Linked DNA regions of Homo sapiens: regions 2, 3, 4, 5 and 6 are each linked to region 1. A link is a contact called in ENCODE Hi-C or POLR2A ChIA-PET data. All regions are on one chromosome and are shown on one strand. Each heading gives the region's core, a stretch centred on a gene start or an enhancer-like site at or near the end of the contact. The rest is flanking DNA. Distances are from core to core; before and after follow the strand shown.

Region 1 (4,717 bases), core at 928-3,427:
AGCAGTGAGGAGAGGTCAATTTAGTCGCCATCTTGGTTTTGATGGGATTTGGCTGGCTTCTTTACTGCATGCTGTTTTATGAGCAAGGTCTTTGTGACCTATAACTTGTGTTGACCTCCTGTCTCATCCTGTGATTAAGAATGCCTAACATTCTGGGAATGCAGCCCAGTAGGTCTCAGACTTATTTTACCCAGCCCTATTCAAGGAGTTGCTCCGGTTCAAACACCTCTGACAATTGCACTCTCCATTCAGTAGCCTGAGTAATCTCTTTTTTTCTAATTAACGCGTGACTTACATAAAGTACACAAATCTTAAGTATTCACAAATCTTAAGTATACGAATTCTAGATATACACCCATGTAACCACCACTCACATCAGGATACTAAGTAATCCTTTTTAAAATTTTATTTCAACTCATGACATTTCTCTGCCTTAAATCATTCCACACTTTCCCAATCCCCTCACATGATCAGCCTCACATGATCCAGCCCCTCTCTCTCAAGATTCATCCTGTACCACTCCTCCCTCCCCTGCCCTCACCATATTGCAGCAAACCCAACTGCGCATCCTGTCTTCTCCTAAACCTCTTCAGAAGACATTCCCAGGGATGGCAGCTTGTAATTTAGACCTCTGTCTGAATGTCACTTCCTCAGAGGTCTACTCTGACAGGCAATCTAAAGTTGCACCTAATAACTTATTACACCACCTTGTTTTAATTACTCACAGAATACTTGTTGTAATATTTTATTAGTTGCTTATTATCTGTCCTTCCCCCACTAGAATATAACCTCTTTTGGGACAGTTCTATTCCATGTTGTACCCGCAAGTGTCTGTGCCTGGCACACGGTGGGAAACAAAAATTTTCATTTAATGAATGAAATGGAACATCAGCTAGGGGAAGCATGAATAGCCCTAGTCTCAGAAATCCTAAAGGCCTAAGTTGGACTAAACCTAGTCAGCAAATTGGACCATTAAATGAGGTAAAAGCCCATGACAATTAAGTGTTCAGCATTTGTTACCTTCTTATTCCGTCTAAATATGCCTCATTAAAACCATTCTTACACAAGACGTTCGATTTGTTTTGCCTTTACAAAAAGTAATTTGAAAACAAACAGTGGTTGATGCCTGTAATCCCGGCACTGTGGGAGGCCTCGGAGGGAGGAATGCTTGAGTCCAGGAGTTCGAGACCAGCCCAGGCGACACAGGGAGACACACCGCCCCCCCCAAGCCCGCCACTCTGTCTCCACACAAAGACTTTTTTTTAATTAGCTGGTCCTGGAGGCACTCGCCTGTGGTCCCAGCTACTCAGGAGGCTGAGGTGGAAGAACTGCTTGAGCCCCGGAGGTTGAGGCTGCAGTGAGCCGAGATCGCGCCACTGCACTCCAGCTTGGGAGACAGGGCGAGACCCCGTCTCAAAAAATAAAAATAAATAAAAATAAAATCAGTGATTTCTGATGTGGCTTTTAAAAACTAGGCCGGGCGCGGTGGCTCACGCCTATAATCCAGCACTTTGGGAGGCCGAGGCGGGTGGATAGCCTGAGACCAGGAGTTCAAGACCAGCATGGCCAATATGGTGAAATATCCCGTTTCTACTAAAAATACAAAAAACTAGCAGCGAATGGTGGTGGGCGCCTGTAATCCCAGCTACTCCAGAGGCTGAGGCAGGTGAATCGCCTGAACCCGAGAGGCGGGGGTTGCAATGAGCCGAGGTCGCGCACGCCATTGCACTCCAGCCCGGACAACAGGAGCGAAACTCCGTCTCAAAAAAGTACATTAAACTCAGAATCTTCCCTTTCAGCACATCCATTTCGCCACACCCATCACCGGCTCCGTGCAGAGTAAGCAGAAGCAGCAGCGAAGCCCCGCCCTTCCCGCCACTCTTCCGGCAGGAAGTCTGTGCGTCAGGAGGCCGGCCAGGACTCAGCTCCAGCCCCGCGCTCGCGTGTAGCCCTACGTAAAGCGTGAGGGGTTTCGCGACAACCCAGGCCCCGCCCCTTTGGCCACATGTCGCGCATGTCTTCCCGTCGGACGGCGTGCCACCTCGCCGCGCAGCTTTACGAACCTAGAGCAGCGCCGCCCCGCCTCCTGTCTCCGTCCTCACCTCCCCGCCCCCTCCCAGCTTCGCGTCTCCTAGCTCGACGCGCCCGCTATAATCACGTGATTGCCTCATCCGGGTCTTTTGCGTTCTCTTTCCCTCTCCCAACATGGCGGCCTCAGGTGAGCGAGCAGCCGAGCGCGGCCAAGGACTGGGCTCTGAAACCCCCCTCCGAGCGTGATCCACTGATTTCCTGAAGTCGGGGAATTGCTGGCACTGGTTCCTTTCTGAATTGAGGGCTGCGGCAGGCTGGCGGCGTGGCCCTGTTAGGTTACTGCCTCTGGATGTTTGGGGGGGAGGGGAAGGACACCTTCCCCTCCCCCTCACACTCTTTTCACCCTTTCTGCGCGAGATTGGAATAGGCAGTAATGGTAGACTCTGGCTTGAATTGGGGAAGGAGGCGCAGAAAGGTGTGCGGGTGGTGCGAGGCCTTTTCGTAGACGTGAATCACCGTGCCCGCGTGAAGGCGTGGAGGAAGGAAGGAGGCGGTTGCTGCGCGGACGAGTGCACATTAGACTACGTCTCCAAGGCGCGAGGCTGTAGCGGACCGGAGTGGGGGGTAGGGGAGTAAGTGTGGTGGGGGGGAGCAGTTGGAACGCGAGCGCGAGTTGGTGGAGGGGCGGGGGAAGGCAGCGGTGCGCGTGCGCGGTAGGAGACACGAGGGTAGTAGAGACGGGCGCGCCTTCAATGCGTGCGCTAGAACCCAGATGGGAAGCTTTTTAACGCGCCTGTGTTGCGCACTTATGTCCTTTTAGGTTGTCTCTTCCCTTTCTAGAGTGTGGGCCCTGTGCCTGTATTCTTCTAAGGGTGTGTGTGTTAGCCTTGGAGGTTGGTGCTATTGGCGTTAGATGGGGGTGGGGAATCCAGTTAGGTGCGCCCACGTGTTGGAGAAGCACCGGTGTGCACCTAGATTTCCTTCTAGGCTTTTTTCTCATACTCAATTGGAGGCATTTTTTACTCAGCGCAGCTATATGCCAGGATCAGGTTTCGCTTCCGGCGCTTCCATGTTGGTTGAATTTGGATAGCTCCAATGGTAGATTTCAGCCTTTTTTTTTTTTTTTTTTTTTTTTTTTTAAGGTAACTGTGCAACTACCAGCAGGTACTTTTAAAATAGTGCTTACTAATGGCTGGAGTTGCTTACTTCTTTAGACAACCTTGGAGGGGAGTATCAGTGCCTTGCAAGTCTAATTACATTTCTAATGGGCTTATAAAAGCAGTGATGACCCAACATCTTGTAGCATTGATTTTAGTTTGAGGAATATAGTTTGTTTTCTCTGGCATGACCTTGCATTCTTCAAAACATTATTTGAACTTCTATCTCTGGGTGCTCATTTCTTACCTAGTAATTCATCGTCTCTATTACAAAGAAGCTAAGGGTTTTGGTTGGCTTTGGAAAATGTTGAGAAATTTGAGGTGCATTTGAACATCTTTCATTGGTGTAACGCTTGACAGTTGACCAAGCACTTTTGTGCATGTTGTCTCCTTCCATCCTGAGGTACTGCAGAGAGCTAGTGGTATTTCTCAGCTAAGGAATATTATTTAAGGCCACACTGCTCTCAGCTGGCAGAGCAAGGTCATAATCTTTGAGACTCCTTAGCAACTTAAAAGTATCAAGGTGTCATCATCAGTTTAGGACGCTGCCCGAAAGCATCTGAAGTTTACAAAAATGTTCATATTTTTTTCTCCAGTGGGCTAGTAAAAGTCCTAAATATATTTTAAACTAACCATTGCTTAAAGTACTTACTTGGTCTGGATTTGCCACCTTAACAGTTTAGTATCGTAATTTAGTGAAGAAAATCTGTGTTTTCTTAACTTTTGTGTAATTTTTAGAGGCGGAACATAGGACAGCAATTCATGTCCTTCGTTTTACCGAGTTGAGGGAAATCCAGACTGATAAAAGGGATTTACTCTGACGTCCCATTCTCTTGTTCTTCCATATTTACTCTACCCCCTTGAAAACCCTCATCTCCTTTAATTCACTTCAGTAAATCTTTTTAGCTGGTACTGGTATCTGAGCACAAGTCACATCTTTCAGTCTGTTCTTGAGGAATCTGGGGTTTATCGGATTGTTTCCCCGCTCCTCTTTCCAGTCACACTGGCTTTGTGAAGTAACCAGTATTCCCTGATGTGGGAAATGGATGTTATGTGTTCTGTGTGAAAATACATAAAACAACTTCATACGCCTCTTTTACTGTTAAATGAGACCAAAAAATTCTTTGCAGCAATACCAGTTTCCAGTGTGATCCATTATTGACCTTCAAGAACTAAGGTAGGTCTCAGAACTAACTATAGAATGAGGATAGTTTGAATTCCTAGAAACTTGATACATTGAGCCAGTACACTTAATTCCTTGCTTTGCTTCTTAAAAAGAATTCTTAAAGGCCGGGCGCGGTGGCTCACGCCTGTAATCCCAGCACTTCGGGAGGTCGAGGCGGGCGGATCACTAGGTCAGGAGTTGGAGACCAACCTGACCAACATGGTGAAACTCTGTCTCTACTAAAAATACAAAAATTAGCTGGGCGTGGTGTCGCGTGCTTGTAATCCCAGCTACTCCGGAGGCTGAGGCAGGAGAATCGCTTCAATCTGGGAGGGGGAGATTGCAGTGAACCGAGATTGTGCCA
Region 2 (4,717 bases), core at 942-3,441, 3.0 Mb before region 1:
CTTTCAACAGTGTATAGGCTTACCAGACTCACCAGTTATCTTTTTAAGTTCTGTTACCCCAAATTAACTGCACATTCTTTAAGACCAAATAAGACTGTCTTCTACTTACACTTTGCACTTAAGAAATACCTATTGAATGAAAGTAAACAGGCCAGGCATGGTGGCTGACGCCTCTAATCCCATCATTTTGAGAGGCCAAGGCAGTCTGATCACTTGAGGCCAGAAGTTCAAGACCAGCCTGGCCAACATGGTGAAACCGTATCTCTATTAAAAATAAAAAATTAGCCAGGCATGGTGGTGCACACCTGTAATTCCAGCTACTCCGGAGGCTGAGGCAGAAGAATCATTTGAACCCGGGAGGCAGAGTTTGCAGTGAGCCAAGATCGCACCACTGCACTTCAGCCTGGACCACAGAGCAAGACTCCTTCTCAAAAAAGAAAAAGAAAAAGAAAAAAAAAGTAAACTAGTACAACCTTTATGGAAAACAGTATGGAGACTTCTCAAAGAACTAAAAATGGAACTACCATTCAATCCAGCAATCCCACTAATGGGTATAAGGGTAAGAAATCAGTATATCGGCCGGGCGTGGTGGCTCATGCCTGTAATCCCAGCACTTTGGGAGGCCGAGGTGGGCAGATCAGGAGGTCAGTAGATCAAGACCATCCTGGCTAAAACGGTGAAACCCCGTCTCTACTAAAAATACAAAAAATTAGCCGGGCGTGGTGACGGGCCCCTATAGTCCCAGCTACTCGGGAGGCTGAGGCAGGAGAATGGCGTGAATCCGGGAGGCGGAGCTTGCAGTGAGCCGAGATCGCGCCACTGCACTCCAGCCTGGGCGACACAGCGAGACTCCGTCTCAAAAAAAAAAAAGAAATCAGTATATCAAAAAGACCCCTGCATTGATATATTTATCACAGCAGAATTTACAGTAGCAAAGATACGGTATCAACCTAAGTGTTCATCAACGAAGGATTGGATAAAGAAAATGTAATATATAGACAGACATACACCACAGAATACTACTCAGCCATAAAAAAGAATGAAATCACGTCTTTTGCAGCAACATGGATAGAACTGGAGGCCATTATCCTCAGTGAAATAACTCAGAATGTCAAATACCGCATGTTCTCACTTATAAGTGAAAGCTAATCAATGGGTACACAGACATACAGAGTGGAATAATACACACTGGAGAATACAAAAGATGGGAAGGTGGAGGGGGCTGAGGGTTGAAAAACTACGTATTGGGTACAATGTTCACTATTTGAGTGATGGGGACACTAAGAGACCAGACCTCACCACGACGCGATATATGCATGTAAGAAATCTGCACTTGTACCCCCTAAATATACAAAAATTTTTTTAAGTCCCCTCCAAAAGATAAATACTTATTGAATGATTAAGCTACAGGAAAGGCGCCTTCTCTAAACACCTACAATAACTCGGAAAGCTTATTTACCCGACACATTAGAAAGATAATGCTTTCTTAAAAAAAAAAAGGGCTTATCTACCCACCTACCCCCACTTTCCGACACACACCTCTCGGCCTACGGATGAAATCCTGTGAAGAGAAATGTACGTGAAAGTGTACAAGTAAGGCCTCGTTGTTACTGAGGGTAAGAATCAGGATGAGAAGGACAAGATGTCATTGCCTTGCCTTGCCTCCCTAGACATACGAGACCCACGAAGTAGAGGGGCTCCACTGCAGGCCGCCCGGGCCTCTCAAACACCAGGGCTCTTCCCTTCGAAAACGATGGGGTGTCACTCCAACCACTCTTAAACTCGTATCTGACTGAGAGACTCTTGTTTAGGATGACTCCTGCCCTGGTCCAGCCACCACCTCAAAAAGACGCCCCCGGCTTTCCACAAAACCCGGCGCCAAGACAGAAGCCCCCGACCCTCCCAGGCCGCGTCCATTCGACCTGCCACGACCCCCACCCCAGAAAAGCCCGAGTGGAGAGGCTGTGGCTGCCAGCCTGTCCCGCTGTCCCGCTGTCCCGGACCCCCGCGGCGGCCACGGCTCACCACACGAACACTCTGCTTCCTATCACAATCCAGCGGCAGACGCACCTGGTCTGGCACCCCCACTACTCACTTCAGTCAGCCTGGCCCCACCTGGGCCACCCTTCACTTCGCTCCGCGCCTCACCCAACGGCAGAGCAGCGCCGCGCCCACAGCTCCGGTTTGAAAACCTTCACCAACCAATCACAGAGAAATTTATTCCTCCCGCGCCGTCCCTCTACGGTGTGACGTACGCGTCAGGGCCACGCGGAGGTGACGGGAACGGGAATGAGCATGCGCATTCTGACAAAGCGAAGCCAAAGGTGGCCATTTTGACTAATGTCAACGGTTTTTCGGTTTTTTTTGTTTTTTTTTGCGGTGCCCTTTCCGGAAGTCATTCAGGATGCCATATTGACTAAGGGCAAGTGGTACTTCCTGAATGCGAATTATTCTTGGTCTCACTGTCTGCGGGACTAGGGCCCTTGGAAACGATTAACTGAACAATGTCAGCTCTCACAGTAGAATCAGAAGAATACCAGGAGTTAGAACAGCAGTTAGTTTCAAGCACATTCACTGAGCTATATTATCCCTTCCATTGATGTATCCATTCAGACTTTTATTTGACACACATTGAATGAGCCCACATCATCACAAGCACTCCACTGGGAATCGGAAAAATAAAGATGGTATGGTCTCTACTGTCCAGTAGCTACGAATGGAGGCGATAGCTCTAGAAAACAAAAATAAATACAAAATGAAAATAAAATACTATAATTCCATTTAATAAACGTTATTTAGAACTTGGCATTGTGCTAGCACAGGAGCTTTCATGCTTTTTAAAAACTCTGGACCCACAGTGAGAAATACATTTTACGTTGCAACCGGGTAATGAAAACTCTGCTCATCCTTACTACATGCAAAGTACCCAGAACTCACTACTCAACAACGCATGGCTACCCGCAATTTGGAAAAATACTGGCTGGAGCATACAAGAAGCGCTGTGGTTTAAAGGAAAGATCACTTACTGTCACATTGGTCCTTAATTTAAAAAAAAAAAAAGAAAAGAAAGATCACAGATTTGGGGGAGGGAGATTAGGGAGATGTTGGTCAAGAGATATAAAATTTCAGTTAGAGGAAAATTTAGATCTATTGTACAACACAGTGACTGTAGTTAATAACAAAGTATAATGCATTTGAAAATTGCTAAGAGTAGATCTTAAATGCTCTCACCACACACCTCAATAAAGTATGTGAGGTAATGGATATATTAATTCGCTTGATTTAGTCATTCCACAGTGTATACATACATCAAAACATCACCATAAATATATAAAATTGTATTTTATCCAAAAATCACATCACAAATTTTGTAACCCGAAAATTTGACTCCACTTTTATTTTAGAGACAGGGTCTTACTCTGTCACGCAGGCTGGAGTGCAGTGGCACAATTATAGCTCACTGCAAATATGAACTCCTACACTCAAGGGATCCTCCCTCATACCTAGGACTACAGGCACATGATCAAGGTAATTCTTTTGCTTGTTTGTTTATCTTTTGTAGAGAAGGGTCTCACTATGTTGTCCAGGCTAGTCTTGAACTCCTGGCCTTAGGTGATCCTCCCACCTGAGCCTCCCAAAGCACTGGGATTACAGACAGTAGCACTCCACCTGGCCTTGAACAATAGCAGGCGTTCGGCTGACCCACCCATATTATCACTTTTTAATACTTCTGTACTTCACTTCCTCCAAGTATAATGTAGAAATAATAATCCCATCTCTATCTCACAGGTTTATTCCCAGATCGACTGAGACACAGTGTGGTACACTATCAAAGTTTATACTTGGTAAACTGCAATACAGATTATTATTAATATTATTAAGAAAGGGATGAAGAAAGAAAATATGAACTGTGCATTTGTTATCCCATTTAATCCTCCTAACAACCTTTCAAGGTCAGGAGCATTCATTGATTGCATTAGCCTGTGCCTGCTTAGATACCTATAATAAAATGAAATAAGTAGTAGGACAAAGACATGTATAAAGTACTTTAGGAGCACAGACAAGGAAGCAATTAATCCTATCTGGGGAGTGGGAGTGTTAAAAAAGCCTGCAGAGACTGATCTGAGCTGGGTCTTGTGTGAATAGGAATTTACAGGAGAGAAGGGAATGGAAAATTACTGGCAATAGGAAGATCATGTGACCTCTGAAGAATGAGGCAAGCATATATTTAATAAATACACAAGGCCAGGCACAGTGGCTCATGCCTGTAATCCCAGCACTTTGGGAAGCCGAGGCGGGTGGATCGTGAGGTCAGGAGTTCGAGACCAGCCTGGCCAACATAGTGAAACCGCATCTCTACTAAAAATACAAAAATTAGCCAGGCGTGGTGGCAGACGCCTGTAATCCCAGCTACTCGGGAGGCTGAGGCAAGAGAATCGCTTGAACCCGGGAGGCAGAGGTTGTGGTGAGCCGAGATCATGCCACTGCACTCCAGCCAGGGCAACAGGGCGTGACTCCATCTCAAATCAATCAATCAATCAATCAATCAATACACGAGAAAGCGTTTATGAAGGTTTAGGCTGTGAAGGAACATTTACCTCAACTTTCAGGTGATGTTGGGGGTTAAGTGAGTGTGATGCTTCTTGAGTAGCTTTGGCCTGAGAAGGAAAAGGAGAGACTGGCAAAGTAGGATGAGACCACACTAGGAACGGATTGG
Region 3 (4,717 bases), core at 1,201-3,700, 2.9 Mb before region 1:
AGGGGTGGAATCAAGCCCCAGTGCTGCCTGCTTGGTGGCGGGGGTGATGTATGTGGAGAAGGGTTGGGGGAGAGGCCGGTAGGGCAGGGGCTGCTAGTGGCTGTCTCACATACACCAGTAATCCTGTTAAAGGGCTGAAGAAGTATCTTAGCCACAGGAGCGATGAGGCAAGGATTGTCAGGGAGGGGTCTGGGCTTCTGAGCTGATGCAGGCCCCAAGGACCCCTTTGCTGACCTCTGCCAGGACCCACACAGCTTCGATGGATCTCAGTGTTTGTTAACAAAATACAAAGATCTCAAACAAACCCCTTTTAGCTTCTCCTAGCAACATCTGTGTCCTCAGAAACCTCTGGTTCTCCCCCTTCCCCCTCCCCCAGGCTGCCCTGGCACCCAAATTGCTGCCATGCTGGCATCTGTAGCTCGGTGGCTTGACATTCTCCCCAGGGACTTCCCGGTTCCTAGTTCTTTGCCAGCTCCTCCCCACTCTGTGCGACCTTTCCAAGCCTTCCCTCACCCTCCCCGCCAGCACCCTCTTTGGGGAGCAGGAACTTAATCTGCTGACAGAGCTACACCTTTCATAACAGGCTCAGATCACTCAGCTCCCTGTGACCTTTGTATTCACCCAGGCTTCCTTCTCAGTAGCTCTAGCTGGGGGAGGTGTCAGCTGGGCCCCTCCTGTGCTATCTCCCCAGAGGACATCCCTGACTCCACCCCTTTCTTCCTCCCAAACTCTGCACCTCTTCCTCAGCTGCTCCAGACCGGCCAGGGTAACCAGCTAACCATGCCTGGCATCTGGAAGCCAGCAGGCCAGAGGGTGGCCCAAAGGCTGATGAACGGTAGGGAAGGGTGAGCAGATTCCTATGTTGGTGGGCACCAATATTCCAAGGGCAGCTCTCTTTGCTGAATGAGGGCCTTCTCGTGAGGTACTGACAACACCAGCAACTCGAGAGCTGGGAAACTCAAGGAGGAGGAAGAAAATCAAAACCACCCTACTCCCTGGGGTGAGGAAAGAACAGGAGGGGAGGAGGAGGAGTGTGCTCTGCACTTGCCTTGCTCCAGGATGGGGTGGCAGCAGAGGAATGTCACAGGTCAGCAGCCTAGGCCTCCAGCTATAAATAGTCCGGAGGGCCCGAGAGGCTCCCGCCCGTCCAGCAGGGCTGTCAGCTTCCTGTGTGGCAGCACCTGGCACACTGGCTCTGGCCAGCATTATGCTAAAACCCTGTTACTCTCCAATGAACCAGGGAGGCGGGCTCCTCTCTGCGCCTATCCCTTGAGAATTCTGTCTTACCAGTGAAGGGTGGGGCTGCCCAGATCAGGCAGCAGGAGTGAGGGGCACAGTCACCCCAGGCCTTGCTGAGCCCAGGTCTGGGTACTGAGTGTCCAGAGCTGCCTCCCCAGGAGGTTAAGGTGGGGGCAAAGGGGAAGCTTCAAGCACTTTGCCTACTTTTGTTCACTCCCCAGTGCACTGTGACTCAGGCCTTCCCATCAGGCCTATTTGTCTACCCAATAAAGCGTGTTTTTTCCAGAAACAAGAAGAGTTGGGAGAGGGAGCTTCAGTGCATGTGGCAGTGCGTGTGCTGGCGCGTATCATTGCACGTATGTTTTCCCTCTTACCGTAGGAAAAATGAAAAAAGAAATCCCTCCTCCATAATCGCAGCTACTCCAGGGGTCAGCGGCGGTGCCCACTCAGTCCCCATCCCTCTCTCTCCCCTCCCGCCAGCGCCCCCTCCCGCCCTCGCCGCAAGCTGGCCCCGGCCTTGCCGGCCCTTCTTAGGGGCTTTATCATGCCTCCTGCAAGAATAGAGATCACACACGGGACGGAAACGTTAGACTCTCATCCCTTGTGCCCATTCCTTGGTCACGGGCCAAGCTGCCGCATCCTTAGCGGTCCAGGCATCGCGGTGCCCCTCGGGCCCCTACCTGGACTAGGCCCACAGCCGGGCTCTAGGGGGCGCGCGATCCACCTCCAGAAGGCCGGCTGCGAAAATCTACCCAGCTACTGGCGACGTCACCGCACCGTAGGCTGAGGATTGGCTGACTCTGATTTAGCATCCTAAAACTTCCGGTTCCAGAGCTTGGCTCGCCAAAGACCCTCCCTCGAGGGAGAGAAACCACAGCCCCCAGAATTCAGCGGGCCTCTCCGAGAGCACGGCGCGTCTGAGGATGCGTAGTAAGGATAACGGGCCCGGAAGCCGGAAGTTCAAAGCCGGCCTCCAGCCAGAGTGACGGCCTGCGCGGACTCCCGCCTTAGTGGGCGGAGTTGTGCCGCGTCTGATGCGCAGTTCCCTTTATAGCGCGGCAAGCCGAATCCTAGAGGCTAACCCGGCAGGTGGGAGGGAGAAAGTTGCTTTCTGCACCAATAGCTGAGGCGTTCAGGGTTGTCCAGGGACGCTACCCTCACGTGTCTGGTTCCGAGTGCTGCGTTCGGCTGTGCTGGGAAGTTGCGTAGACAGTGGCCTCGAGACCCTGCCTGCCTGAGGAGGCCTCGGTTGGATGCGAAGGAGCTGCAGCATCCAGGTACGCTGCCGGCTAGGGCCGAGCAGGGGCTGCCAGTCCCACTGCCTGCGCGCCCACCTGGGCCAGTCTCCGCTTGCCGCGTCCTCCCATCCCCTAGTCTGCAGGCCTGGTGCCCTTGAATTCACCCGCTTCTGTTGCGTTGCGGACCGCGAGCTGCACTGCTTCCTGCCCAAGCCCAAGCTCCTCGCAGCAGTAGGTCAGTCTTGCTAGAGCTCAGCGCTAATCCTGTCAAACCTCGACTCCTGCCTGGCGTCTCGACCCTCCACGCTCCAACTCTGCCTCTTCCTTGCTCTATAGACCTCTGCGTCCTGATAAGTGGCTCTCCGGGGCACCCTTCGTGCATATCGGCTATCCAGCTCCACCTCTTGACCGCTTTCACTTCCTGGAATGCTCTCACTGCTCCTCTTCTCCAGGCCATCCTTCTAAAAAGACAGTTCCACTCCCACCCCGATTCCCACCCCTACACCTTTCTGCTAAGTTTTCTCAAGCCCCCACCCTGTCTTTGAGCTGTTGTCTCTGAACTCTCACAGTGCCTCTCCATGAGACCATAAGCTCCTGTATGACAGAAGCCATGTTCTTTTTAGCGGCCTCCGTAGCATGATGTACGTTATGTTATGTTATGTTATGTTATGTTATGTTATGTTATTTTGAGACAGGGTCTTGCTTTGTCGCTCAGGCTGCAGGTGTGCGCCACCACGCCCGGGTAATTTTTAAAAAAAGGTTTTTTTTTTGTTGTTGTTGTTGTTGTTTTTAAATAGAGAAAAGGTCTCCCTATGTTGCCCAACCTGGTCTCCAACTCCTGAGCTCAAGCCATCCTCCCGCCTCGGCCTCCCAAAGTGTTGGGATTACCGGCGTGAGCCACCGTACCCGGCCGATGTACTACTCTCTAAGTGCCAAACAAAAAGTAGATAAAAGATGATGGATACCTTAAAAGCCCTGAGTTGACCACTATGCAGTGTATGCATGTAACAAAATCGCACTTCTACCCATACGTTTACGCAATTTTTTTTTTTTTTTTTTGAGACGGAGTCTTGCTCTGTCGCCCAGGCTGGGGTCCCGTGGCGGGATCTCGGCTCACTACAAGCTCCGCCTTCCGGGTTCATGCCATTCTCCTGCCTCAGCCTCCAGAGTAGCTGGGACTACAGGTGCCCGCCACCACGCCCGGCTAATTTTTTGTGTTTTTAGTAGAGATGGGGTTTCACTGTGTTAGCCAGGATGGTCTCGATATCCTGACCTCGTGATCCACCCGCCTCGGCCTCCCAAAGTGCTGGGATTACAGGCGTGAGCCACTGTACCCGGCCGTTATTTTATTTATTTATTTATTTGTTTGTTATTTTATTTATTTTTTTGAGACGGAGTCTCGCCCTGTCGCCCAGGCTGGAGTACAGTGGCGCGATCTCGGCTCACTGCAACCTCCGCCTCCCGGGTTCAAATGATTCTCCTGTCTCAGCCTCCTGAGTAGCTGGGATTACAGGCATGTGCCACCATGCCTGGCTAATTTTTGTATTTTTAGTCAAGACAGGGTTTTATCATATTGGCCAAGATGGTCTCGAACTCCTGACCTCAGGTTATCAGCCCACTTCTGCCTCCCAAAGTACTGAGATTACAGGTGGCTCACGCCCAGCCTTTTTTTTTTCTTTATTATCATTATTATTATTATTTTTAGAGACACAGTCTTGCTCTGCAAGTGCAGGGCCGTGATCACAGCTCACTGCAGCCCCAAACTCGTTGGCTCAGGCAAGCCTCCCACCCAAACCTCCCTAGTAGCTGGGACTGCAGGTGCATGTCACCACACCCAGCTATGGTTCTCAATTTTTATTCTAGCCTAACACACTGGAAAGATACAGTACACCTCCATCAGTGGCAGTGACTTGATTCAGCAGTGGTTTTCAACCAGGAAGGGGGATGTAGTTAAATGAAAAAAAAAAAAAAAAAAACAGGTGTTTCTGGAATTTTTTTTTTTTTGAGGGGTGGAGTTTCACTCGTTGCCCAGGCTGGAGTGCAGTGGCGCGATCTCAGCTCACCACAACCTCCGCCTCCTGGATTCAAGCGATTCTCCTGCCTCAGCCTCCTGAGTAGCTGGGATTACAGGCATGTGCCACCCCACGCCTGGCTAATTTTTGTACTTTTAGTAGAGGTGGGGTTTTTCCGTGTTGGTCAGGCTGGTCTCGAGCTCCCAACCTCAGGTGATCCGCCCTCCT
Region 4 (4,717 bases), core at 1,368-3,867, 2.6 Mb before region 1:
AGATTACAGGTGTGAGCCACTGCACTCGGCCTACACCTGGCTAATTTTTTATATTTTTGGTAGATATAGGGTTTCACTGTGTTGGCCAGGCTGGTCTCAAACTCCTCAAGTGATTCACTCACCTCGGCCTCCCAAAGTTTAGTTGTCAACTAAACTAAATTTGCATTATTCTTTCTCTCTCACTTGCATCTTTTATGCAGCATGGAATTCATCAATCAGCAACTAGACATGAAGGCTTTTCTTTGAGACAAAATCTCACTCTGTCACCCAGGCTGGAGTGCAGAGGCACGATCTAGGCTCACTGCAAGCTCCGCCTCCCAGGTTCACGCCATTCTCCTGCCTCAGCCTCCCAAGTAGCTGGGACTACAGGCGCCCACCACCACGCCCGGCTAATTTTTTGTATTTTTAGTAGAGAAAGAGTTTCACCGTGTTTGCCAGGACAGTCTCGATCTCCTGACCTCGTGGCCTCCCAAAGTGCTGGGATTACAGCCATGAGCCACCACGCCTGGCCATGAAGGCTTCTTAAAGTCAATTTTTAAATCCTGCTTCCCTTTCAATTCGACAAGCATTTGTTGAAACACTATGCAGCTTACATTATCCTAAACTGAAGAATATATGATAGGGTTCCTGTGAAGAAACTAAAACAAAAAAGAAAAGATTTAAGATAGAATATAATAATCAAGTGCTAATAAGGGACACGAAGAAGAGATCTGTAGAAGCAGAATCTTTGAGAAAACCTTATGGAGAGAGAAGGTTGATTGACAAATGGAGGCAATCCAGGTAGGGGCAACACCTTGAGCCATGGCTTTGGCGGTGAGTGCTAATGAGTTTGCATCTTAGGGGGAAAGTAAGGAGATTGGTTTAATCACTGAGATGACTTCACGGGAATTTACTGAGGACCACATTAGGGTGGGCCTGAGATAACAGATATCAGCAATTTGGTGGTGGAATTAATTTGGTATCTGAGGAGATTCCATTTGCGGCAAAGCAAGGAGGATTTCATGAGATCAGAATGGCAAAGTCTTGAAATCAAGTAACAGTGGTTTGGTGAAAATGAAACCTTCACTTTGGGAAGATTTTTTAAATAATAGAATGGAAAAATCCATTGGAAAAGATCAAGACATGATTATTTCATTTTTATTTATTATTATTATTTTTTAGAGACAGAGTCACACTCTGTCACCCAGGCTTGAGTGCAGTGGCGTGATCTTGGCTCACTGCAACCTCTGCCTCCCAGGTTCTAGCAATTCTCCTGCCTCAGCCTCCCACGTAGCTGGGACTACAGGCACACACTGCCATGCCTGGCTAATTTTTTGTATTTTACTAGAGATGGCATTTCACCATGTTGCCCAGGCTGGTCTTGAACTCCTGAGCTAAGGCAATCCACCCGCCTCGGCCTCCCAAAGTGCTAGAATTACAGGCGTGAGCCACGGTGTCCGGCCAATTTTTATTCGTTACTATTATTATTACTATATTTGAGACAGAGTCTCACTCTGTCACCCAGGCTGGAGTGCAGTGGCGCGATGTTGGCTCACTATTAACTCCACCTCCTGGGTTTAAGCGATTCGCCTGCCTCAGCCTCCCGAGTAGCTGGGATTACAGGTGTGCACCACCACACTTGGCTAATTTTTGTATTTTTAGTAGAGATGGGGTTTTACCATGTTGGCCAGGCTGGTCTTGAACTCCCGACCGCAAGTGATCCGCCCGCCTCAGCTTTCCAAATTGCTGGGATTATAGGCGTGAGCCACCCTTCCCAGCCAAGACATGATTATTTCAAAAGATGAGTGTTTGAACTAGGACATACAAGTGGGAGCGATCTATCCTACTACATATTGCTAAAGACAATAAGGAATTTGGACCATCTAACAAAAATTATAGATAATTTTAAAAATTTTGTTTTTATTGTATTTCGTTTGAATTAATGACAGAACGTCAAAGAAGACACTGTCCAGATTAAGTGTTATTACTGGTATATTAAGCGGTGACATGGGTAATTAATTCAAATGAGCCTGGGGCAAAGTTCTTTAAAGGGAAACCCGACCTCCTAGAGGGCTTCTTCAACTGTAAAATGGGGATGATAATAATAGTGTTTATTGCATAGAATTGTTTTAAGATCAATTAACATAAAATGCTTAGTATAGTGCCAAACACAATGTAAGCATTTAATATACATTAGCTGCTATTAACATATTTGCTAGTATCATAGTTTTTTGTTTTTTTTTTCTTGTCTACTTTTCTTCTGTGAGCCACCACTTTTCGGCAGGGTTGGTTTGTTCAGTACACTTCGCCAAGGTCGGCTTTAAAAATCAAATCTAGATTGTGAACTATGAAAACTGCGGAATTATCAGTGCTGTGTAGCTATCTGACAAGTGATAAAATGTGTCATTACGATTTTTACACATCCCCGTGCCACAGAATGGCGTCTCCTTCTAATCGTTCCCCCCGACAGATGATAGTACATCCCACACTGCTGCTGGAAAAGATAGTGCAAAAGTTGAGCGCGCCGAGGGCTCTCTTTTCTCCCGGAAACAATTTTTCCCTAGACCCGGAAGCAGTTGTTGTTTCAAGGGAGGTGGGACTGGGCGGGTCAGGCCGCAGCGGCTGACGGCAGGGGAGGAGCCGGGTCCACTGCCGGGTGGAGGGGCAAGGCGAGTGTGTGTCCTTATCCTAGCAATTGGGGCGCGGGCCTGTGAGCCAGTTGGAGTTGCGGCGGCGGGAACGATTGGGCTGAGCAGAGGACGACATGTTGCTTTTCGTGGAGGTGAGTGCATTATGCTAGTCTCGTCCTGCTCTTAGGAGAGCAGGAGTGTAGAGGCGCCGGCCGGTCCCACCGCCATGTGACTTTCCGGGCCGTACACGCCGCGGAACCGGCAGATAGGCTGACACAGCACCTGGGCCGAGCAGGCCTGCAGCTTCCCTCTGCGCGCTCACAACACTCTAGGAAGCTATGGGAGGTGAGGCCCGTAGTGGAGAAGAATTGAAGGAGAAAAACGGAGGGCTGTTCTGGTGTGGCGGTGAGGTTCAGAGGAAGGGGAAAGTGTCCCATATGGACCTCCTAAAGGAGGCAGCATTGGGGGGTTGGGGGGCGGAGTCTGAGGGAGGAGAGGGTAATCAGGTGGGCGCGTTCCGGGGGCCGAGCGCGGCCTCGCGGGGCCCCTCTGGGAGGGAGGCGAGCAACATGTGGGGCCACGGATGGAGAAAGGTGAAATGCGGTAAGTATTTTGAAAAGAAAATTGAAAAGTTCTTTTGAGCAACTTCCACCAAATTCTGCCCGGGCCCCGTCCCTAGGTCTCTGGAACGTTCTGTGGGTGAAAGCGAGTTACTTTGAATCGAGGAGAAGCCAGTAGGGTTTGGAAGCCTTGAAAGGCACCGCTTTGACCTTTTGTAAAAGTTACTCAAGCAGCAGCTGCGTGATGAAGGGTTGGTTCTATGAACCGATTAAAAGCCCTTTACAAGGAAAATTCCAAGAATGAGGGAAACTTATTCCGGGAAAAGCCGTTTTTTGTAATGTTATTTGAACAATGAGACACTTTTATTACTTAAACTAGAACGTCTGCTGTTGGCCTATTTTAGTTTTCAAGATAGAGTTGGATACCTGCCTTACAGAAATACGAAATTTAATTTCCCTTAATTCTGTCCTCTTGTGTGCAGTGAGCGTCAGCTGACTGCCTGGCTAATGCTTTGAGTAGATTCCAGATCATATTGTTCTTACATTGTGAAAACGTCAAACCAGCAAAGCTGCAACTTCGCAACTTGGCATTTGTTAACTATGCCCATAAGAAGAATCTTTTCAATGAGGGAAGGAATTTACGGGTTGTATAATGAATCTAGGAGCCGGGGCCAGCCTATGGCAGATTTTTTTTTCCGGGTTGTGGGAAAATCTTACTCCGTAATATTCCAGCATAAAGTAAATAAATGATTTTACGGTTTTTTTTTCTCTTTAAACTAACTGATATTGTGTCGCCGATAAGCTTGATATCTTTAAATTAGTTTTTTAAAAGACTGCTACATTAGAGTGTATCTAACATTCATAATAAACATTCATTGGAACATTCCGGGGAAATCATGAAAAGACTTAAAATTACTGAACTCATTCTGTTTACTGTTTTCTGTCCTCATTGTTGTTTTCCTTAGGCAGAATAAGAAATCAGATAAGATTTTAAGCCAGTGCCAGCCAGTTTTTTTAAGGAATGTTATGCTATGTAAATACCACAGGTTTTAAGTGTGTGTTTTGCTGGGCAGAAGAAAGATTGTGAAGTTTATATTGACAGGAACTCCACAATATACTTTTGACTTCCAAATTGATTCCTTTGGCTTTATTAAAATGTAAGTTTTAATAACAGCTCCATTTATTGTTTAAACTAGGTCTTCTCCTGTCTCTAAAGCGATACTTAATATGTTTTACAGATGACAAAACCGAGCCCCAGAGGTTAAAGTAACTTTACTTAGTAAAAGTAAAGTAGTTTAACTGGGATTTAGATCCAGGTCATGCTGATGTCAAATCATGGACGGGATGTTAGCAATTCAGGCCTGTCCGACTCCCCAGGTTAGACAAATTCTATCGTATCTCTCGCCAAACTAGTGTTTAAAAGTTGTATCTCCATTAATCATTTTCTTTGTGAGTCACTATGTCATTCTTCATTTTCTCATATGAGTTTTATTGAAAATTAACTGTCTTTAAATATTTGGGGCTGAATATGTGGTATTAAAATCAGTG
Region 5 (4,717 bases), core at 1,658-4,157, 2.5 Mb before region 1:
ACAACTGAATTTGTCACTTGCCCCGCAATGTGAGCCATTCAGCCTGAAATGAAAGATTATTAGACAATAGCCTGAGTTCACACGAAGAAATAAACAGCACTGGTAAAGGTGCTGGTGCGGTGGCTCACGCCTGTAATCCCAGAAGTTTGGGAGGCTGAGGCCAGTGGATCACTTGAGGTCAGGAGTTCGAGACCAGCCTGGCCAACATGGTGAAACCACATTTCTACTAAAAATACTAAAAATACAAAAATTAGCCGGGCATGGTGGCCGGTGCCTGTAATCACAGCTACTTGGGAGGCTGAGGCAGGAAAACCGCTTGAACCCGGGAGGCAGAGGTTGTAGTAAGCTGAAATTGCGCCACTGCACTCTAGCCTGGGTGACAGAGCGAGACTCTGTCTAAAAAAAAAAAAAACGGTGACACAGTATAAACATAGTATATTTTTGTTTGTTAATTTTTAAAAGTTTTTCTCCAAAAGCATGAGCCACCACACCTGGCCTCGGAGAAAAATTTAATGTTAAACTTTTAAAATAGTCACAGAAAGAATAGCAGTATAATCTGTACCTTCCAAACCAGAAGAACAAAGAAGTACTATCTAACACTTTACTAATTCAACAATAGGAGAAAAAGGGGGGGAAGAAAGCAAAGACAGAGATTGATAAACAGAAAACATTTAACAAGAATGAAGAAATAAGTCCTAATATATCAGTAATTATATTAAATGAACTTAAATGGATTTAATTAATTTGTTACAACCAGAGTCACAGACAAAAGTTGAAAATAAAAGACTAAAAAAAGTCAGCAAGTAGTAATTAAAAAGGCTGGTACAACAATAATATCTAGACAAAAAGATTAAGGTAAAGAATAAACAATTAGAAATAAAGAGAATATAAGGAATAATCTAGCAAAAAGGTAGAATAATTTGGTGGAAGAATGCAGTAAAGGCTGGATGAGGTGGCTTATGCCTGTAATCCCAGCACTTTGAGAGGCTGAGGTAGGAGGATCTCTCAAGTTTGTTCTAAGCTTCTATAATTTTAAATAAATGTTTTACTTTAGAATGGTTTTAAATTTACTGAAAAGTTGCAAAGATAGTACAGATAATTCCTGTGTATGCTTCATCCAGTTTTTCCTTTTTTTTTTTTTTTTTTTTTGAGACGGAGTTTCGCTCTTGTTGCCCAGGCTGGAATGCAGTGGTGCAATCTGGGCTTACCGCAACCTCCACTTCCCGGGTTCAAGCGATTCTCCTGTCTCAGCCTCCCGAGTAGCTGGGATTACAGGCACATGCCACCATGCCCAGCTAATTTTTGTATTTTTAGTAGACGCGGGGTTTCACCATACTGGTCAGGCTGATCTCCAACTCCTGACCTCAGGTGATCTGCCTGCCTCGGCCTCCCAAAGTGCTGGGATTACAGATGTGAGCGACCACGCCCGGCCTTGACTTTTTTTTTTTTTTTTGAAACAGTTTCACTGCGTTGCCCAGGCTGGAGCGCAGCCGCCATGTTCTCAGCTCACTGTAACCTTGGCCTCCCGGGTTCAAGCGACGTTCCTACCTCAGCTCCCCCAGGTAGCTGGGATTACAGGCATGTGCCACTACTCCCGGCTAATTTTTGTGTTTTTAGTAGAGACGGGGTTTCGCCATGTTGGCCAGGCTGGTCTCGAACTCTTGACCTCAGGTGATCCGCCCACCTTGGCCTCCCAAAGTGCTGGGATCATAGGTGTGAGCCACTGCACCTAGCCTTGGACCCTCTTCATATTAAATTAAAATTAATGTTTTTGGAACACCTATTAGGCCACAGAGTGAGGAGGATGAGTTAAAGTAAGTTCCCTCCTTGTAAGTAGTTAGAAGTATAGAAAGAAAGAAGTGGACCTGCTCTCTATTGTCTTTTTCTTTTCTTTAGACGGAGTGTTTGCTCTCTTGCCCGGGCTGGAGTGCAATGACGCGATCTCAGCTTACTGTAACCTCTGCCTCCTGGGTTCAAGTGATTCTCCTGCCTCAGCCTCTTGAGTAGCTAGGAGTACAGGCATCCGCCACCACGCCCGGCTAATTTTTGTATTTTTATTGGAGACGGGGTTTCACCATGTTGGCCAGGCTGGCCTAGTACTCTTTTTTTTTTTTTTTTGAGTCGGAGTCTCGCGCTCACGCTCAGGCTGGAGTGCAGTGGCGTGATCTTGGCTCACTGCAAGCTCCGCCTCCCGGGTTCACGCCATTCTCCTGCCTCAGCCTCCCGAGTAGCTGGGACTACAGGCGCCCGCCACCACGCCCGGCTAATTTTTTGTACTTTTAGTAGAGACGGGGTTTCACCGTGTCAGCCAGGATGGTCTCGATCTCCTGACTTCGTGATCCACCCGTCTCGGCCTCCCAAAGTGCTGGGATTACAGGCGTGAGCCACCGCGCCCGGTCGGCTAGCCTGGTACTCTTAACCTCAGGTGATCCACCAGCCTCAGCCTCCCAAAGTGCTAGGATTACAGGCGAGAGCCACCGCGCCTGTCTTTTTAAAAGCTAAAACTGAAACGGAAACAGAGCTCCTGGCAGATAGGACCAGGAGCCACAGCGAAGGAGGTGGCCTGTGATTAGGTTTTTATAAATGGGCAGGTATTAATCAGGGAAAATGGAGTAAAGGACACGATAGACATACATTGCTAAGTCTAGTATTGGAAAAAGTAAGGCCTGGGACCCCTAAAAACTTGCTCGAGAGTGAAAGGTAAATGCTATGTGTCCACACTACTGTGGTAAAGCCGACAGTCCATACCATGAGCCCATTTCGCGCAGGGAAATTCGAGTGGTGGGCTTGGGCCCGTCGTTCTGGTAGCTTCCCAGTAGAGGGCGCCGTAAGCATATGCGTCTTCAGCCTGACTGGGCTGGAGAGGCGGTGCGTCCTCCTGGCCGGGGGGCGGGGGCCGTCGCGCTCACGTGACCTTTGCTCATGGCGGCGGCGGCGGCGGCGGCGGTGCTGGTGGTGCTCGGCGGCCGGAGCCGGATCCTGTAGCCGGGTGTGGGCCCGTGTCTGTCCGTCCCTCCTTCGGCCCCCTCTCTTGTCTTCCGGAGTGTGGCTGGCGGAGCTGGGATGGCGGAACGAGGCCTGGAGCCGTCGCCGGCCGCGGTGGCGGCGCTGCCGCCTGAAGTGCGGGCGCAGCTGGCGGAGCTGGAGCTGGAGCTCTCGGAGGGTAGGAGCCGGGCCGGGGAGAGGGCGCCCGGGGCCCTGCGGATCGCGGCGACTTGGGAGACAGGTCCCCGCCGCGCGCTCTGGCGGCCGTGCGGCGAGGGGGACGAGGGTGTAGAGAACCTGGCCTGGCGCTCCACGACCGTTTTCCCTCCTCTCCCACCCCATTAAGTGGTTTCCTGTGGCTTTCATTGTTTTCCCATGGAGGGGACTAAGTAAGGGCTTGTGGAAAGGTCCTCCCGGGCCCACACTGCTTCTGCGCTTCCTGCCCCCCAAAACCCGAGACAAAGCTGCGCCCTCCCGCTTCTGCCCAGGCGTCTGGCCCAGGTGGGGTGAGGGGTAGGGCTGCGAGGAGGGTGGCTGACAGCTTTCTCCTTTCCTCTCCCCTTTTCGTGGAGGGCTCCACGCCTTGTTCCAGCCCCCCCTTCCCCCTTTCAAAAAGAGACACATGGGAAATCCGCAGCATCATTTCTTCTCTTTCCTTTAACAATGCGCGATGCCTCCCCAGTGACAGGAGTGAGACACAAGCGGGTGAGCCATTTAGGGTCCTAGGAAGATAAGAAGCAATGGCATTAACCCAGAGAGACACACGGTGCTGCTTTTAGACCACCTTTGTCATAAGAAGTTTTTTTTTTTCCTGGTGCCTGTTATTCGGGCCGAATTTTCCGCATCTGGTCACCTTTTGGAGTCTTTGATGAAGGAAGGAGAGGAGGCTACCGTTTACTTGCAAATCCTGGCTGGCATTCTTTCTTTTGACAATGGATTGGGACAGGGAGGGTTCGATTTATTTTCAGAATTAAAAAAAAAAAATGGGATAAATCAAGCCACTGTTATTAGAGAACTCCTTGTACAACAATGAGAGAAACACAGTGCTCCGTTGTGGGCATGTGATCAGGCTTCTGGGGCAGTTGTGATCAGTTCTGTGTAAAGTTCCTGTTTTTATCACTGGCTGCCCCTGAGACAAAAGCAGCATTTTCTCCAAGCTTGATACCAGTACTTTGATTGTGTCTCCAGAGTTGCATATTCTTACTGAGTTCCTTGTGGAAGGCCCTCTTCACTAGCATTTTTCAAGTGGATCAAAAACTCTTGATTGGAAAAGAAGAATGTGACCAACTCCCAGGAGCTTATTAAACATTACTTATTGTTTACTTATTAAGGCATTATGGTTCCCTCCCCTCTGAGAATCCTTTACAATGAAAAACCAAAAATAGAGTTGAATGTTATAAATCCTGTTGGGCACTGAAGGAAATAATTATTTTTAATAACCCTTTTAATAACCCAATGTGTAGGAAAGTGCTGTTTTTACCTGTACTTAACTATCAACATGTTATTTTTCAATTAATCCAATTTTCAAGTTATTCTTCGGCCAGTCCCGGGAATCACTGGTATTAGATTAGTTTGTTTCTGTGAAGTGTTTAAGAAGATAGGAATCCTCTGGGTTTGTCTGCCCAGTTATACCTTAAGTTCCCCCCGCTTCGAAAATCGAGGAGCTTTTTGCATTACCATCAATTCTGTCTCTCAAGATAACTCATTCTTCTCCTAGACTAAAGCATTGACA
Region 6 (4,717 bases), core at 811-3,310, 2.1 Mb before region 1:
TCCCCTTCCACACTGTGGAAGCTTTGTTCTTTCGCTCTTCACAATAAATCTTGCTGCTGCTCATTTAAAAAAAAAAAAAAGGAAAGGAAACAGGCCACAGACAGAAAACAGGCCACTGATTGCCTCAGGATTAGGAATGCAGAAGGGAGGATCACAATGGAGCAAGAGTAATCTTTTAGGGGTGATGGATATGTTCATTTATCTTGGCTGAAGTGATGGGTTCACAGGTATATAGATATGTCAAAACTTATCAAACTGTACACATTAAATATGTAAAGTTTATTATATGTCAATTCCACCTAAAAAAATCTGTTAAAAATGGAATAGATACAATATTTATAAAATACATGCAGGTTATAACAAATCATGAAACAACAGAACACTCCCTGTATCCATCACCCAGTTTTTTAAAGTAAATGTTTACTATTTTTAAAAAATTATTTTTTTCTGTGTTCCCTAGCCACCCTAAAGCTCAGGCCTTTTTCTTTTTCTTCTTTCTTTTTTTTTTTTTTTTTTTTAAAGAGATAGAGTCTCACTATGTTGCCCAGACAGGATTTGAATTCCTGGGCTCAAGGTATGCTTCTGTCTTAGCTCCTCAGTAGCTGAGACCATGGGCACCCACCACTGTGCCCAGATTCGGGCTTTCTTGTAAAAAGCGGATGGATGCTTGAAACTATTTTCTGAATCCCTTTGGCTCCCAAATGTGAATATTCTGGGAAATATTTTTATCCAAATTAGCTGAGTAATCGAGTAGTTAGGCACATTTTGAAGACTGAGGCTTGTCCTTTAAAAGAAGGGCAGCCCACAAACTGACTTCCTTGAGCCAAAAATTGTTTTAAAAGGGGAAGTACAGCCCAAAACAGTGATTTTAAAATATCAACAAAAAGAGTCAAATTCTGTAAAATATTTAAAGAGATTTATTCTGAGCCAAATATGAGTGACCATGTCCTGTGACACAGCCCTCGGGAAATCCTGAGAACATGTGCCCAAGGTGGTCAGGGTACAGCTTGGTTTTCTACATTTTAGGGAGACATGAGGCTTCAATCAAATACATTTAAGAAATACATTGGTTCAGTCCAGAAAGGCAGGACAACCCGACGCGAGGCAGGGAGCTTCCAGGTTATAGGTACGTTTTAAATTTTTCTGGTTGACAATTGGTTGAGTTTATCTAAAGACCTGGGATCAATAGAAAGGAAATGTCTGGGTTGCAATAAGAGTTGTGGAGACTGAAGTTTTATTATGCAGATGAAGCCTCCAAGTAGCAGGCTTCAGAGAGAATAGATTGTAAATGTACTTAAGGTCTGCGTTGATGTGAATGCCGGCTTGAGGTATAATGAGGCATATCTGACCCCCACTTCCCCTCATGGCCTGAAACAATCTCTCAAGTTAAATTTTAAAAGCGCCCTGGCCAAGGAGAAAGTCCATTCAGATGGTTAGAGGCCTTAGAACATTATTTTTGGTTTACAAAAACGTTGAGTTGTGAACACTGAGAGCCTCTGCCCAGAATGTAAAAGAGAGAATTCTTGCTGACTGTGGCCGGGCATGCATGTCCTTTCACTTCCTTTTTTTTTTTTTAAAAAAAAAAAAAAAAAAAAAAAAAACAGGGTTTGGGCGGGGGAAGTAAGGGGGATGTGTTATGATAAAGGGGCCTTGGCAGCACTCTTCTGGTGTGGTTTGACCAGGCTCCACCCACGAATTCTGTTTTCTTTTAGAGGTCACTGGAGAGCCCGGTGGGGTGTAAGTACACTGCGCTTATAAAACTCTAGCAGGAAGCTAGCAGCTGTCTCCAAACCCAGAGAAGGGGAAACAGGAATCGATTAGGAATAAAGGATTATAATCCACTTTCCTTCTGAGGAAAAGCTGGGAACCTTCTCATTTTGCCTTATGAAAACTAAGCTGAATCGACTGCTGCCAAACATCTATTAGGCAAAATTGGCCTCTTGCCCATGATTTGACTTTCCAGCACAGCCAGTTCTTTTTCTCCTCTGCAGCTGATTGGCTCTGGAGTGTGGCCAGAAGCCTCTCTCCTGCAATTAAAGGAGTCGGGTCTCTAACTGTTGATCTGTTTTTTTCCCTTCTGAGCAATGGAGCTTACCATCTTTATCCTGAGACTGGCCATTTACATCCTGACATTTCCCTTGTACCTGCTGAACTTTCTGGGCTTGTGGAGCTGGATATGCAAAAAATGGTTCCCCTACTTCTTGGTGAGGTTCACTGTGATATACAACGAACAGATGGCAAGCAAGAAGCGGGAGCTCTTCAGTAACCTGCAGGAGTTTGCGGGCCCCTCCGGGAAACTCTCCCTGCTGGAAGTGGGCTGTGGCACGGGGGCCAACTTCAAGTTCTACCCACCTGGGTGCAGGGTGACCTGTATTGACCCCAACCCCAACTTTGAGAAGTTTTTGATCAAGAGCATTGCAGAGAACCGACACCTGCAGTTTGAGCGCTTTGTGGTAGCTGCCGGGGAGAACATGCACCAGGTGGCTGATGGCTCTGTGGATGTGGTGGTCTGCACCCTGGTGCTGTGCTCTGTGAAGAACCAGGAGCGGATTCTCCGCGAGGTGTGCAGAGTGCTGAGACCGGTGAGTGAAAGGGTGTGAGGAGGACTAGTTAGTAGCAGCTATTATCATAGAGGGCAGGCCTGTCAATTTCAGGTGGCTGAAACATTTTAACATAAAAAGTAAACTACTAGAAAATACTGTAGAATTTTTTAAAATTTTAGCGTGGGAGAGAAGCTATAAAGAGAAAGATTGATAAATCTGAATATAAAAACTTAAAACTGCTATAAAGAAAAAACCTCCTGGCCGGGCACAGTGGTTCACGTCTGTAATCCCAGCATTTTGGGAGGCCAAGGCAGGCAGATCGCTTGAGGTCAGGAGTTCGAGACCAGACTGACCAATATGGTGAAACCCCATCTCTATTAAAAATACAAAAATTAGCCAGGCATGGTGGCAGGTGCCTGTAGGCAGGAGAATCGCTTGAACCTGGTGGGGCAGAGGTTAAAGTGAGCCAAGATTGCACCACAGCACTCCAGCCTAGGCAACAGAGTGAAACTCCATCTCAAAAAAAAAAAAAAAAAAAAAAAGAAAGAAAGAAAAAAAAGAATAAGAAAAAAAAACTCCCCAAAACAAAGTTAAACTACAAAACAAGCTTGGAAAAAATATTTGCCAGGGATGATAGACAAAGGGTTAACTTCCCTCATGTTAAAAGACATTACATGTCAATAAGATCAATATTTTTCAATAAGAAAAACAAAAGGGAAAATGGGCAAATAACAGGAACAGAAATGTAAACCAATTATAGGACAAAAGTGCTCAAACTTAAAGAGTTAATTAAAGGAGATACTAATTTTACCTATTATACTGTTAGGGACTTCTTTTAAGGTCAGTATAGGGTTGGGGTGGGTTTAGGGGACTGGACACCACCATACACATTAGAAGAGGTACCCTCTTTGGGTGGTATCTGATAATATCAAAATTTAAACCACACATACTCTTTTATCCACATGCAAAAACTTGTCCATACACAAGAATATTAAGTAGAATTTGTAATTGCACAAACTGGAAATAACTGAAATGTCTATCAATAGGATGCTATGTAAGTGAGTTGTCATATTGTATAAAGGAACACTGTGCAGCTGTCAGAAAGAACAAGAAGAGTTATCTGTGCTGATACTTAAAAATCCCCAAGGGATAATGTTTAATGAAAACAAAAAGCAATCAAGCCACAGAATGTTAGGTAGAGCGTAGGCCCACCACATGCCCATTGTGTGAGGCAGGGAGAGGAGATACATATATGTGTATAAGTTAATGGGAATGACAGACAAGTAACTATTAACAGTGGTTGCCTTTGGGGAATGGGATTGGATTCAGGGAAAGAATTACTTTTCATTTTAAACCTTTCCGTAAAGTCTGTAATTCTTTATACCTGTATGTAGTTTTCACATATTACCCTTATTATTTTTAGCTAGTTTAAAATCGTTTTATATTCTGAACAAAGTTGAAGATATGGATATCTTAACATTTGAATTTACTCTTCTGGGGGAAAGGCATGTTTTGTAATCCCCAGTTTTCATTTTTTGTTGAGACAGGGTTTCCCTCTGTCACCCAGGCTGGAGTGCAGTGGCATGATCACAGCTCACTGCAGCCTTGACCTGCTGGACTCAAGCAATCTTTCCGTCTCAGCCTCCCCACCCTCCCAGCAGCTGGGACTACAGGCATGCACCACCACACCCAGCTAGTTTTTGTATTTTTGTAGAGATGAGGTTTCGCCATGTTGCCCAGGCTGGTCTCAAACTCCTGGGCTCAAGTGGTCTGCCCACTTTGGCCTCTCAAAGTGTTGGGATTACAGGTGTGAGCCACCATGCCCAACCATCAGTTTTATTTTCTAATAGAGGAAGTTCCTCAGGAAGAAAAGAACTTGGAGATAGGGTTTAGGGAAAATCATACAATCCTGTCTTGGCTCAATATCAGAGTAGTAAATAAAAAAGGACTGATTCTTATACCCAAATGCTGGGTTCTTATATGCTAAGACTGGGCACCAACTGGCACATTAGTAGATGTTTTGCTTACAGTGTTACTAATCTCCCAACACCGCTGCAAGGCAGGTAATTATTATCTCAGTTTTCCAGTGCCAAAAATCAATTGAACTCTTAAAGTTATCACATTCGTGATAGTCTTCCTTAGCTCCTGCCAAGCACCCACTCTCTGCTGGATAT

The links. Hi-C counts contacts between places; a loop is a spot of excess contacts on that map. ChIA-PET counts read pairs that join two places held with the same protein, here RNA polymerase II (POLR2A). Pooled maps may share reads with other maps.
Region 2: a map of CD4-positive, alpha-beta T cell shows a loop between it and region 1 (13-fold over the local background). The contact joins the promoter of RACGAP1 here to the promoter of EIF4B in region 1. A Hi-C loop is called at or near these places in 1 of 168 maps with a recorded cell type or tissue (CD4-positive, alpha-beta T cell), 2 of 37 single-sample maps with no recorded cell type and 5 of 50 pooled maps.
Region 3: a pooled map shows a loop between it and region 1 (17-fold over the local background). The contact joins the promoter of COX14 here to the promoter of EIF4B in region 1. A Hi-C loop is called at or near these places in 8 of 50 pooled maps. POLR2A ChIA-PET finds 5 or more read pairs at or near these places in 2 of 52 experiments (CD4-positive, alpha-beta T cell and activated naive CD4-positive, alpha-beta T cell).
Region 4: a map of B cell shows a loop between it and region 1 (19-fold over the local background). The contact joins the promoter of LARP4 here to the promoter of EIF4B in region 1. A Hi-C loop is called at or near these places in 2 of 168 maps with a recorded cell type or tissue (B cell and CD8-positive, alpha-beta T cell) and 9 of 50 pooled maps.
Region 5: a loop to region 1 is called in a map of CD4-positive, alpha-beta memory T cell, with 11 times the contacts of the local background. The contact joins the promoter of DIP2B here to the promoter of EIF4B in region 1. A Hi-C loop is called at or near these places in 1 of 168 maps with a recorded cell type or tissue (CD4-positive, alpha-beta memory T cell) and 5 of 50 pooled maps. POLR2A ChIA-PET finds 5 or more read pairs at or near these places in 1 of 52 experiments (K562).
Region 6: a loop to region 1 is called in a pooled map, with 11 times the contacts of the local background. The contact joins the promoter of TMT1A here to the promoter of EIF4B in region 1. A Hi-C loop is called at or near these places in 1 of 168 maps with a recorded cell type or tissue (heart right ventricle) and 5 of 50 pooled maps. POLR2A ChIA-PET finds 5 or more read pairs at or near these places in 1 of 52 experiments (activated CD4-positive, alpha-beta T cell).

What each region holds. Positions count from the first base shown.
Region 1 is chr12:53,004,279-53,008,995 of GRCh38, forward strand. It overlaps EIF4B (eukaryotic translation initiation factor 4B), which reads left to right and starts at 2,178. Exons shown (of 15, transcript NM_001417.7): 1 at 2,178-2,218. The coding sequence starts at 2,206. RefSeq lists enhancers at 1,549-2,292, 2,293-3,036.
Region 2 is chr12:50,023,303-50,028,019 of GRCh38, forward strand. RACGAP1 (Rac GTPase activating protein 1) reads right to left here and starts at 2,192. Exons shown (of 17, transcript NM_001319999.2): 1 at 2,096-2,192. RefSeq lists enhancers at 2,055-2,144, 4,004-4,298.
Region 3 is chr12:50,109,786-50,114,502 of GRCh38, forward strand. It overlaps COX14 (cytochrome c oxidase assembly factor COX14), which reads left to right and starts at 2,451. Exons shown (of 2, transcript NM_032901.4): 1 at 2,451-2,516. GPD1 (glycerol-3-phosphate dehydrogenase 1) reads left to right here. Exons shown (of 8, transcript NM_005276.4): 8 at 1-1,528. RefSeq lists enhancers at 1,891-1,940, 2,001-2,260, 2,481-2,720, 2,731-2,780.
Region 4 is chr12:50,398,268-50,402,984 of GRCh38, forward strand. LARP4 (La ribonucleoprotein 4) reads left to right here and starts at 2,618. Exons shown (of 16, transcript NM_052879.5): 1 at 2,618-2,761. The coding sequence starts at 2,744.
Region 5 is chr12:50,502,078-50,506,794 of GRCh38, forward strand. It overlaps DIP2B (disco interacting protein 2 homolog B), which reads left to right and starts at 2,908. Exons shown (of 38, transcript NM_173602.3): 1 at 2,908-3,163. The coding sequence starts at 3,064. RefSeq lists a silencer at 3,211-3,320.
Region 6 is chr12:50,922,955-50,927,671 of GRCh38, forward strand. TMT1A (thiol methyltransferase 1A) reads left to right here and starts at 2,061. Exons shown (of 2, transcript NM_014033.4): 1 at 2,061-2,582. The coding sequence starts at 2,085. RefSeq lists enhancers at 1,175-1,384, 2,398-2,941.